Regions from separate parts of the Homo sapiens genome. Here region 1 is linked to region 2. A link is an interaction called in ENCODE POLR2A ChIA-PET data of the cell type or tissue named here. Cell type or tissue: PC-9. All regions are shown on one strand. Links, peaks and the distances in the headings refer to the core of each region. The heading gives the core; the rest is flanking DNA. Region 1 has its middle 16 kb from the start of PTGES. Region 2 has its middle 8.6 kb from the start of PRRX2.

What was found. ChIA-PET counts read pairs that join two places held together with the same protein. Peaks named below come from ENCODE experiments on the same cell type or tissue, not always from the same donor. Only the 100,000 strongest peaks of a DNase experiment are listed, where the experiment ranks them.
Region 1: POLR2A ChIA-PET joins it to region 2 with 8 read pairs; 4 of 35 experiments call an interaction of 5 or more read pairs at or near these places.

Annotation. Positions count from the first base shown.
Region 1 is chr9:129,767,027-129,771,415 of GRCh38, forward strand. No RefSeq gene overlaps it. Among named protein-coding and RNA genes, the nearest start is that of PTGES, 16 kb to the left of the region's middle. In PC-9, for the core only: no CTCF peak of the experiment used is centred there; no DNase peak of the experiment used is centred there.
Region 2 is chr9:129,654,814-129,659,202 of GRCh38, forward strand. No RefSeq gene overlaps it. Among named protein-coding and RNA genes, the nearest start is that of PRRX2, 8.6 kb to the right of the region's middle. In PC-9, for the core only: no CTCF peak of the experiment used is centred there; a DNase peak (open chromatin) is centred at 2,198.

The sequences.
Region 1 (4,389 bases), core at 195-4,194, 110 kb after region 2:
TGTGTAATCTGGGCACCTTTGGCCAATGAAACTGACCCAAAAGACTAACCACCACAAGTCCACCCCTTGTCAACTAGGTACCCTGTAGACATTTCCTAAACCGTACTTAATCTCCAAGTAAAGACAAAGCAAAGTCATAATTCCACCTAACACGATGCAACTCTCCTGCATACACCAGAAACACACTCATCCCTTCCCCGGAAGAGGAGGTAAGAAGAGGAGAGTGATGTTTACGCTTCTCCTTGATATCCCATAGCTTAAATACTATGATATAAAATCAATACATCTTATGTTACATGATAAGAGAGTAAGAGAGGAAAAGAAACAAAGATATATATATATATATATATATATATACACACACACACAGACACACATGCAGAGAAAAATAAAGAGGAAAAACTGATGACAATCACAGTCTCTGTTTCTGTGGCTGACCACATGGTTATAGCTGGTATTTAAAACCACCTTCTTCCACTACTGGTTCTGTACAACCTTTGCCTTCAGCAAGCACCTCAGCTGGTCATGTTTTTTTTTTTTTTTTTTTTTTTTTGTCACCCAGGCTGGAGTGCAGTGGTACGATTTTGGCTCAATGCAGCCTCGACCTCCCGGGCTCAAGCGATCCTCCCACCTCAGTCTCCCAAGTAGCTGGGACCACAGGCACGCAGTTTCTGTATTTTTGGTAGAGGTGGGGTCTCTCCATGTTGGCCAGGCTGGTCTCAAACTCCTGACCTCATGTGATGCTCCCGCCTCAGCCTCCCAAATTGCTGGGATTACAGGTGTGAGCCACCACACCCAGCCAGTCGTGATTCTTTATCTGGGTGGAGTGACACCCAAACCTTCATTCCTGAAGGGTCTGGGCCATTCATAGTCCGATCTAGATTGGGTTATTGTCATTTTCCACAGGCCATGGTGATACTAAGAGATGGCCTAAGGAGGCCGGGCGCTGTGGCTCACGCCTGTAATCTCAACACTTTGGGAGGCCAAGGTGGGCGGATCATGAGGTCAGGAGATCGAGACCATCCTGGCTAACACGGTGAAACCCTATCCCTACTAAAACTACAAAATATTAGCCGGGTGTGGTGGCGGGCTCCTGTAGTCCCAGCTACTCGGGAGGCTGAGGCAGGAGAATGGCGTGAACCCGGGAGGCGGAGCTTGCAGTGAGCCGAGATCGCACCACTGCACTCCAGCCTGGGCGACAGAGCCACACTCGTCTCAAAAAAAAAAAAAAAAAAAAAAGACATGGCCTAACGGGTCTCCTGCATTCCACACTCTTCCCTACCTCCATTGTGGAGCAGCAGCCCAATGTCCCCTTGGTGATCTGGATCAGTCACCCCAGCCCACACCATAGCTCCCTTCTTTCCCTGTTGACCCAGAGGCATGAGGAGCCCAAAGTGGCCGGGTGGCATCTTAACTTCCAGCTCAAAGGAATTGTTGTGTCTCCCGCTGGAAACACTCCTCCCTCTGGAACTAAGATCTTTAGGCCAACAGAGAATAAAGTCACAAGAATAAGAAGCACACATTTTTCCAGTAGGCCACTCAGAGTAATAGTGAGTGGTGCCACTCCCATTTTCACCTTTTGATTCCAGACCCATGAACCTTGGCTTTCAGAGAAACAGCACCATATATGGGCCGCTGGTTAAGAACATACACAGCGCGTGGCTGGGAGCGGTGGCTCATGCCTATAATCCCAACACTTTGAGAGGCTGAGGCTAGCGGATAATCTGAGATCAGGAGTTCAAGACCTGCCCAGGCAACATGGTGAAACCCCATCTCTACCAAAAAATACAAAAATTAGCCGGGTGTGATGGTACACACCTATAGTCCCAGCTACTTGGGAAGCTGAGGCTCAGGAACCTGGGAGTCTGAGGTTGCAGTGAGCCGAGATCGTGCCACTGCACTCCAGCTGGGGTGACAGAACAAAAGAAAAAAAAAAAGCAAGAATAAAGAAAAGATGGCTGTGTGCGGTGGCTCACACCTGTAATCCCAGCACTTTGGGAGGCTGAGGTGGGTGGATCACCTGAGGTCCAGACTTCAAGACCAGCCTGACCAACATGGTGAAACCTCATTTCTACTAAAAATACAAAAAATTAGCCAGGCATGGTGGCTCATACCCATATCCTAGCTACTTGGGAGGTTGAGGCAGGAGAATCGCTTGAACCCGGGAGATAGAGGTTGCAGTGAGCTGAAATCGTGCCACTGCACTCCAGCCTGGGCAACAGAGTGAAACTCCGTCTCAAAAAAAGAAAAAAGAAAAGTGCACAACTAGGTACACTGCTTAAGTTTCTGCCCGCTGGGAGGATGACCCTTCCCCACTGTCCCTCAGGGGTGTCCCAGAGGGGAGCTGTAGTGCTGCAGTTGGCCACCTTCAGAGGATGCCCACATATCCTGCAGAACCATCCATAAACCAGGCCTGAGTCTCCTCTTCCTCGGTCACCTGATAGCAGGGAACTCCCTGTGAGCCATGGGTGCTTGAAGAGAGAAGGCAGGGTTGCAGGAGTGGGGACCTTCAGCATTTGGGCCACTTCATGTCACTTACTTCTGCCTTCAGGGCCTGCTCTGGCCTGGCCATGTATCTACCACTTCTAGGTGATGATGGGGTGCTGCTGTGCACACCCAACTTTATGGCTTGGCGGTCAAATCGCACCCAGTTCATGATGAGAAGCTCAAGTCACATGGTAATTTGGTTGTCCACGGTTAGGTGTTCAGTCTCCACTAAGGCCCTGTTCTGAACCTTACCCAAAACTAGTAGCTTTTTAGGTCACTCGGTAAATGGGCTGGAGTAACTAACACACCCAGATAAGGCATATGTTGCCTCCACACTGGGCATTGTGCCTCTTTTTTGCTTGCAGGAGAGGCGTAGTGCAACAATTTATCTTTCACCTTCAAAGAGACATCTGGACAGGCCCCACACCACTGGACTCCCAGAAATTTCGCTGATAAAGAACTCTGAATTTTACTCATATTTATTTCTAACCTTGACATGCAAATGTCTTACCAACAAGTCTAGATTACTTTTTTTTTTTTTTTTTTGGGGAAGGAGTCTCACTCTGTCATCCAAGCAGGAGTGCAGCGATGCAATCTCGGCTCACTTCAACCTCCGCCTCCCAGGTTCAAGCAATTCTCCTGCCTCAGCCTCCTGAGTAGCTGGGACTACAGGAGCCCGCCACCACGCCCGGCTAATTTGTTTTGTTTTGTTTTTGTTTGTTGGTTTTTTTTTTTTTTGAGACAGAGTCTCGCTCTGTCACCAGGCTGGAGTGCAATGGCGTGATCTCGGCTCACTGCAACCTCCACCTCCCGGGTTCAAGAGATTCTCCTGCCTCAGCCTCCCAAGTAGCTGGGACTACAGGCACAAGCCACCATGCCCTGCTAATTTTTGTATTTTTAGTAGAGACAGGGTTTCACCATGTTGGCCAGGCTGGTCTCAAATTCCTGACCTCAGGCCTCGGCCTCCCAAAGTACTGGGATTATAGGTGTGAGCCACCATGCCCGACCTAGATTACTTATTGCTACCAATACTTCTTGCTCACGAGTTCCAATCAGAATAATGTCATCAGGTCGGGCTGGTACAGCAGCTACAATGGAGTTACCACCTGGTTAAATGTATCATAATCCACTGTCATTCTCCAAGATCCATCTGTTTTCTGCACAGGACAAATAGGAGGGTTGAAAGGGGATGTGGGGAGAATCTTCAACCCTGCATCTTTCCAGTCCTTAATGGTGGCACTCATCTCTGCAATCCATCCAGGAATAAAGTGCTGCTTTTGATTTCCTAGGTAGAGGCAGTTCTAATGGCTTCTGCTCGACTTTTCCCACCATCAGGAAATCAATGTGGGATTCTGTCAGCTGCTCATATGTCTGTTCCAATTATGCACCTGGAGCTGGGAAAATAGCCGCAGGATGGGCTCAAGGACCCACTGGACACACTGTGAGAAGGACCTGAGTGAAAACTCGTGGGTCACGTGACCTTCATAAGCCCCTGCTTTGACTAGAGGGCCACAGTGACAGGTGAGGTCTCCTGGTGTCAGTATCAGTTCAGAGCCAGTGTCCAGTAGTCCCTGGGATATCTGATTATTTCCTTTCCCAGCGCAGTTACCCTGGTAAAGGTCTCTTTAGGGGAAGGTTGGGAGAAAGATTGGGAGTATAAATTTTTAGTAGCATACCAAAGTCCTTCGCCAAGGGGACCTAGCCTCTTCTTCATTCAAGAGGTCCTGGGTCTATAAACTGTCTCAAGTGTGAGGATTCATGGAGGGGCCATGACTTTTTTTTTGAGGCGGAGTTTCGCTCTTGTTACCCAGGCTGGAGTGCAGTGGCCTGATCTTGGCTCACCGCAACCTCCGCCTCCTGGGTTCAAGCAATTCTCCTGCCTCAGCCTCCTGAGTAGCTGGG
Region 2 (4,389 bases), core at 121-4,120:
CCATCCTCACATGCCCCCCCACGCTGTGTGCAGTGGACAGCCTCACACAGCTCCACCGCACCGCAGGGGAATCGCAGCAAGATGTAGGGCCCGGGGAGGGAGGAAGGCAGGCCCTGAGGGCTCCAGAAGGCTCTGGGAAGTCTCAGGGCCCCCCAGGCCTCAGCCTGTGCCCCTCGCCTCAGGCATCCTTCCCACGACTCCCAGGGAAGGAACGACAGGGGAGAGTGGGGAAAGTTTGCCAGGAGACAATTTGGAGAGCAGTAGTGGGAGTTGGGTCCCAGATTCGCGGTTAGTCCTTTCTTCTCCGAGCCTCAGTTTCCCCATTTGTAACTGAAGGGAGTTCTCCAGCAAGGGTCATCCTGGGAGCTGTGTCTGTCCCAGAAACCCAAAGCCCACAGTTTGGAAGACGTCTTTGTTGGAAGAGTGGTCAAGCCTGTCCGAGTTCAGTCTGCAGTAACCAGGCTGCCACAGCTGGACCGTAGCATCTCCTCAAGAGGCCCACTGGGGTTCACGGCCCGGTGCACACCCGGGATGCCTCAGTGTATAGTAGGTGCTCAATAAATCATGGTGGTGTGAATCATTCAGGATTGTTTCCCATTGGGCTCCCTGTGAAGCCTGCAGTCCCTGAGGGGTGGCAAGGGGGTTGCCTGGCCTACAGCCCTGCTCTCCTGGAGCCCTGCGCCAAGTAGGCACCCAAAAGTAGCTTGTCATTTGTTTCCACACCCAGATCTGGGCCTGTCCTTGCTCTGCTGGGTCCTCAGGATTCCAACCTACCTAACAGCCCCCACAGGATTGGCCAAAGTACAGTCCACCACCCTGGTGCCGGTCATTTCCTGCCAGGTGGGCAGTGGAGACCCTGACCACCAGCATTCCACCAGATGCTCACTCTTGGGCTCGCCGTGTAGGGAGCCCTGCTATGTGCCAGCTGCCCCCGCCTCCTGTAGCAGTTTCTCCTGTGTAAGGCTTTGGGGACTTCATGGTGAAAAGGACACACAAAGTCTTTGGACTCTCATCTACAGCGTCAAGAGGGCACAGCAAACAGCTTACAGTGAGGAAGCTGAGGCTCAGAGAGGGAAGTGAGTTGCCTAAAGTCACACGCAAGCCCACAGTGGGACCGGCCTTGAACCCAGCAGGATCTTCCCACTTAGGACAGGTTCTCTCTCTATGTTGGCTTTCTCGAAGCCTTTCTTCCCATCCATAGGTGATGTTCACTGAATATTTTCAACATATGGGCTCCTGCTAGGCTTTTTATTATACATGGATCTTTTCATTTGATTCTCAGAACCCTAGCAGGGAGGTGCTATTATTACCTATGGCTTCACAAGGATGGAAACTGAAACCCAGAGAGGTGAAGTGACCCAATCAATGTCCGGCAGCTGGAGAGTGTCGAATGTGGGGCCAGCACCTATAAAAGATTTAAAACAAAAACAGGAAAACAAAGAACCATGTGGGAGGAGAAGAAAAGGGGGGCTAATACACTGACTTGCCACCTGGACAGATAGAGCTACTGTGATTACATCATAACACTAGCTCTGGGTTTCCTGGTAGCCAAGGCAAAAAGGGGAATACAGCAGGTTGCCCAGGTTTCATTATTTGTTTTTTTGTTTGTTTGTTTGTTGTTTTTTTAAAGGAGAGACTATAATTCTTCAAGGAAAAAAAGATAACTTCCTGGCCCTTAATTCTCATGGAACAACTTGGCGTGATGATTGAGAGGCTGACAAACTTACTGGGACACAGAGCTTAAGATCTCTGAGCCTCAGTTTCCCTTCCTTGCATGAGAGTCGTAAGGAGGCTTTGAGACAATACGGTTTAGTATTAATACATTGCCTGGCTTACAGTAAGGCTCCTTAAGTGGGACCCTGCTATTGTGGAGCTCATCTTTATCTTTGAATTTGCAAGTAGGTCAGAACCTTTTTCAAAGGGGTGTACGATTTCAACCCTCACCAAGAGCTGAGCACCAGTCACTTACTTCAGCAGGGTATCCCAGTCAGGAGATCCTCAGGAAGGAAACCAAGGCTAGGAAATGTTGAGCAGCGAGCCAAGAGAGATAGCCAGATATTCTACCCCCCCGAGCTCAGCCTCCACTTCCCAGGGGATAGACTGGGGTCTGGGATGAGCAGGGAGCTCCACTGTAATCTCAGCCTGACACAATATTTACAGAACGCTGTGGTCTGTCACGGTCACACCTAGTCATGTCTGAGTCACATCAGCCTGCGGTGTTTATGATTCCCCAGACACACAGCAGTGAGCACAACTTCGCCTGTGTGCCTCTGTGTCCCCTCCCTGTTCAATTGCCTTCTTCAGAACAGGCTCTTGGGTCTGTGGCTGCAGGGGCTGATCAACTGAACCAGAAGGGCTGCAGGATTCCATCTTGTCCTTGGTCTCTGTTTCCCCATCTGTGAAACGGGCCTAGTCCTTGAGTCATTGACGATCAAGTGTCTTGCAGAGGTTGTGATGGTTTAAAAATGACACTAGGCCGGGCATGGTGGCTCACGCCAGTAATCCCACCACTTTGGGAGGCCGAGGTGGGCGGATCATGAGGTCAGGAGATCAAGACCATCCTGGCTAACACAGTGAAACCCCATCTCTACTAAACATATAAAAAATTAGCCGGGCTTGGTGGCGGGCGCCTGTAGTCCCAGCTACTTGGGATGCTGAGGCAGGAGAATGGCGTGAACCAGGGAGGCAGAGCTTGCAGCGAGCCCAGATGGCACCACTGCACTCCAGCCTGGGTGACAGAGCAAGACTCCGTCTCAAAAAAAAAAAAAAAAAAAAAAAAAAAAGAATGACACTAATGTAACTCAGTAAGAAATAGAGAACTGTTCCAGTGGAAAATCAGTCGTGAGGCCGGGTGCGGTGTCTCACACCTGTAATCCCAGCACTTTGGGAGGCCAAGGCAGATGGATCACTTGAGGTCAGGAGTTCAAGACCAGCCTGGCCAACACGGCGAAACCCTGTCTGCCTGTAATCCCAGCTACTCAGGAGGCTGAGACACAATAGTCGCTTGAACCTGGGAGGTAGAGGTTTCAGTGAGCTGAGATTTCCCTTCTGCCTTCCAGCCTGGGTAACAGAGTGAGACTCCATCTCAATAAAATAAAATAAAATGGGTAGTGAATATAAACAGACATTTCACAAGTAAGAAACGCAAGTGGCCATTAAATATCAGACACTTACCTTTAGCAATAACTCCAGATATGCAGATTGAAACAGAGAAATACCTTTTGAAATTTAAAGTAAATTATAGTAGTTTGTGCTAGCAAGGATACAGAGAAGCTGCCAGGAGTAGAAGTTGATACAACCTTTCTGAAGACAAAGTGGTAATATTATCAAAAGTCTTCAATCTGTGTAGAATCTTTGACCCAGTGTGTTAGTTTTTTGTTGTTGTTGCTGTTTAGAGACAGAGTCTTGCTCCGTCGCCAGGCTGGAGTGCAGTGGCGCAATCTTGCTCACTGCAACCTCCTCCTCCCAGGTTCAAGCAATTCTCCTGCCTCAGCCTCCTGAGTAGCTGGGACTACAGGTGCATGCCGCCACGCCTGGCTAATTTTTTGTATTTTTAGTAGAGACAGGGTTTCACCATGTTGCCCAGGCTGGTCTCGAACTCCTGAGCTCAGGGAATCCACCCGCCTCAGCCTCACAAAGTGCTGAGATTACAGGCGTGAGCCACCACGTCCAGCCCAGTATGTTAGTTTTCTATTTGTTGTTACAACTCATCACAGGCTGGTGAGGTGGCTCACACCTGTAATCTCAGCACTTTGGGAGGCCGAGGTGGGTGCATTACTTGAGACCAGGAGCTTGAGATCAGCCTGGGCAATGTGGTGAAATCCCATCCCTACAAAAAATTAGTCGGGTGTGGTGGCCTGCACCTTAGTCCCAGCTACTCCGGAGGCTGAGGTGGGAGGATGGCCTGAGCCCGGGAAGTCAAGGCTGCAGTGAGCTATGATCACACCACTGCACTCCAGCCTGAGCAATGGAATGAGACTTTGTCTCAAAAACACAAAACAAAACAACAACTTATCACAAACCTATGATTTTAAAAACACAAATTGGGCCAGGCGTGGTGGCTCAAGCCTGTAGTCCCAGCACTTTGGGAGGCTGAGGTGGATGGATCACTTGAGGTCAGGAGTTCAAGACCAGCCTGGTCAACATGGTGAAACCCCGTCTCTACTAAAAATACAAAAATTAGCCAGGCATGGTGGCGCACACCTGTAATCCCAGCTACTGAGGAGGCTGAGGCACAAGAATCGCGCGAACCCAGGAGGTGGAGGTTACAGTGAGCTGAGATGGTGCCACTGCACTCCAGCCTGGGCAACAGAGTGCTCGCTCTGTCTCAAAAATAAATAAATAAATAAATAAAACACAAATTGATTATCTTAGCTTTCTTGGAGTCAG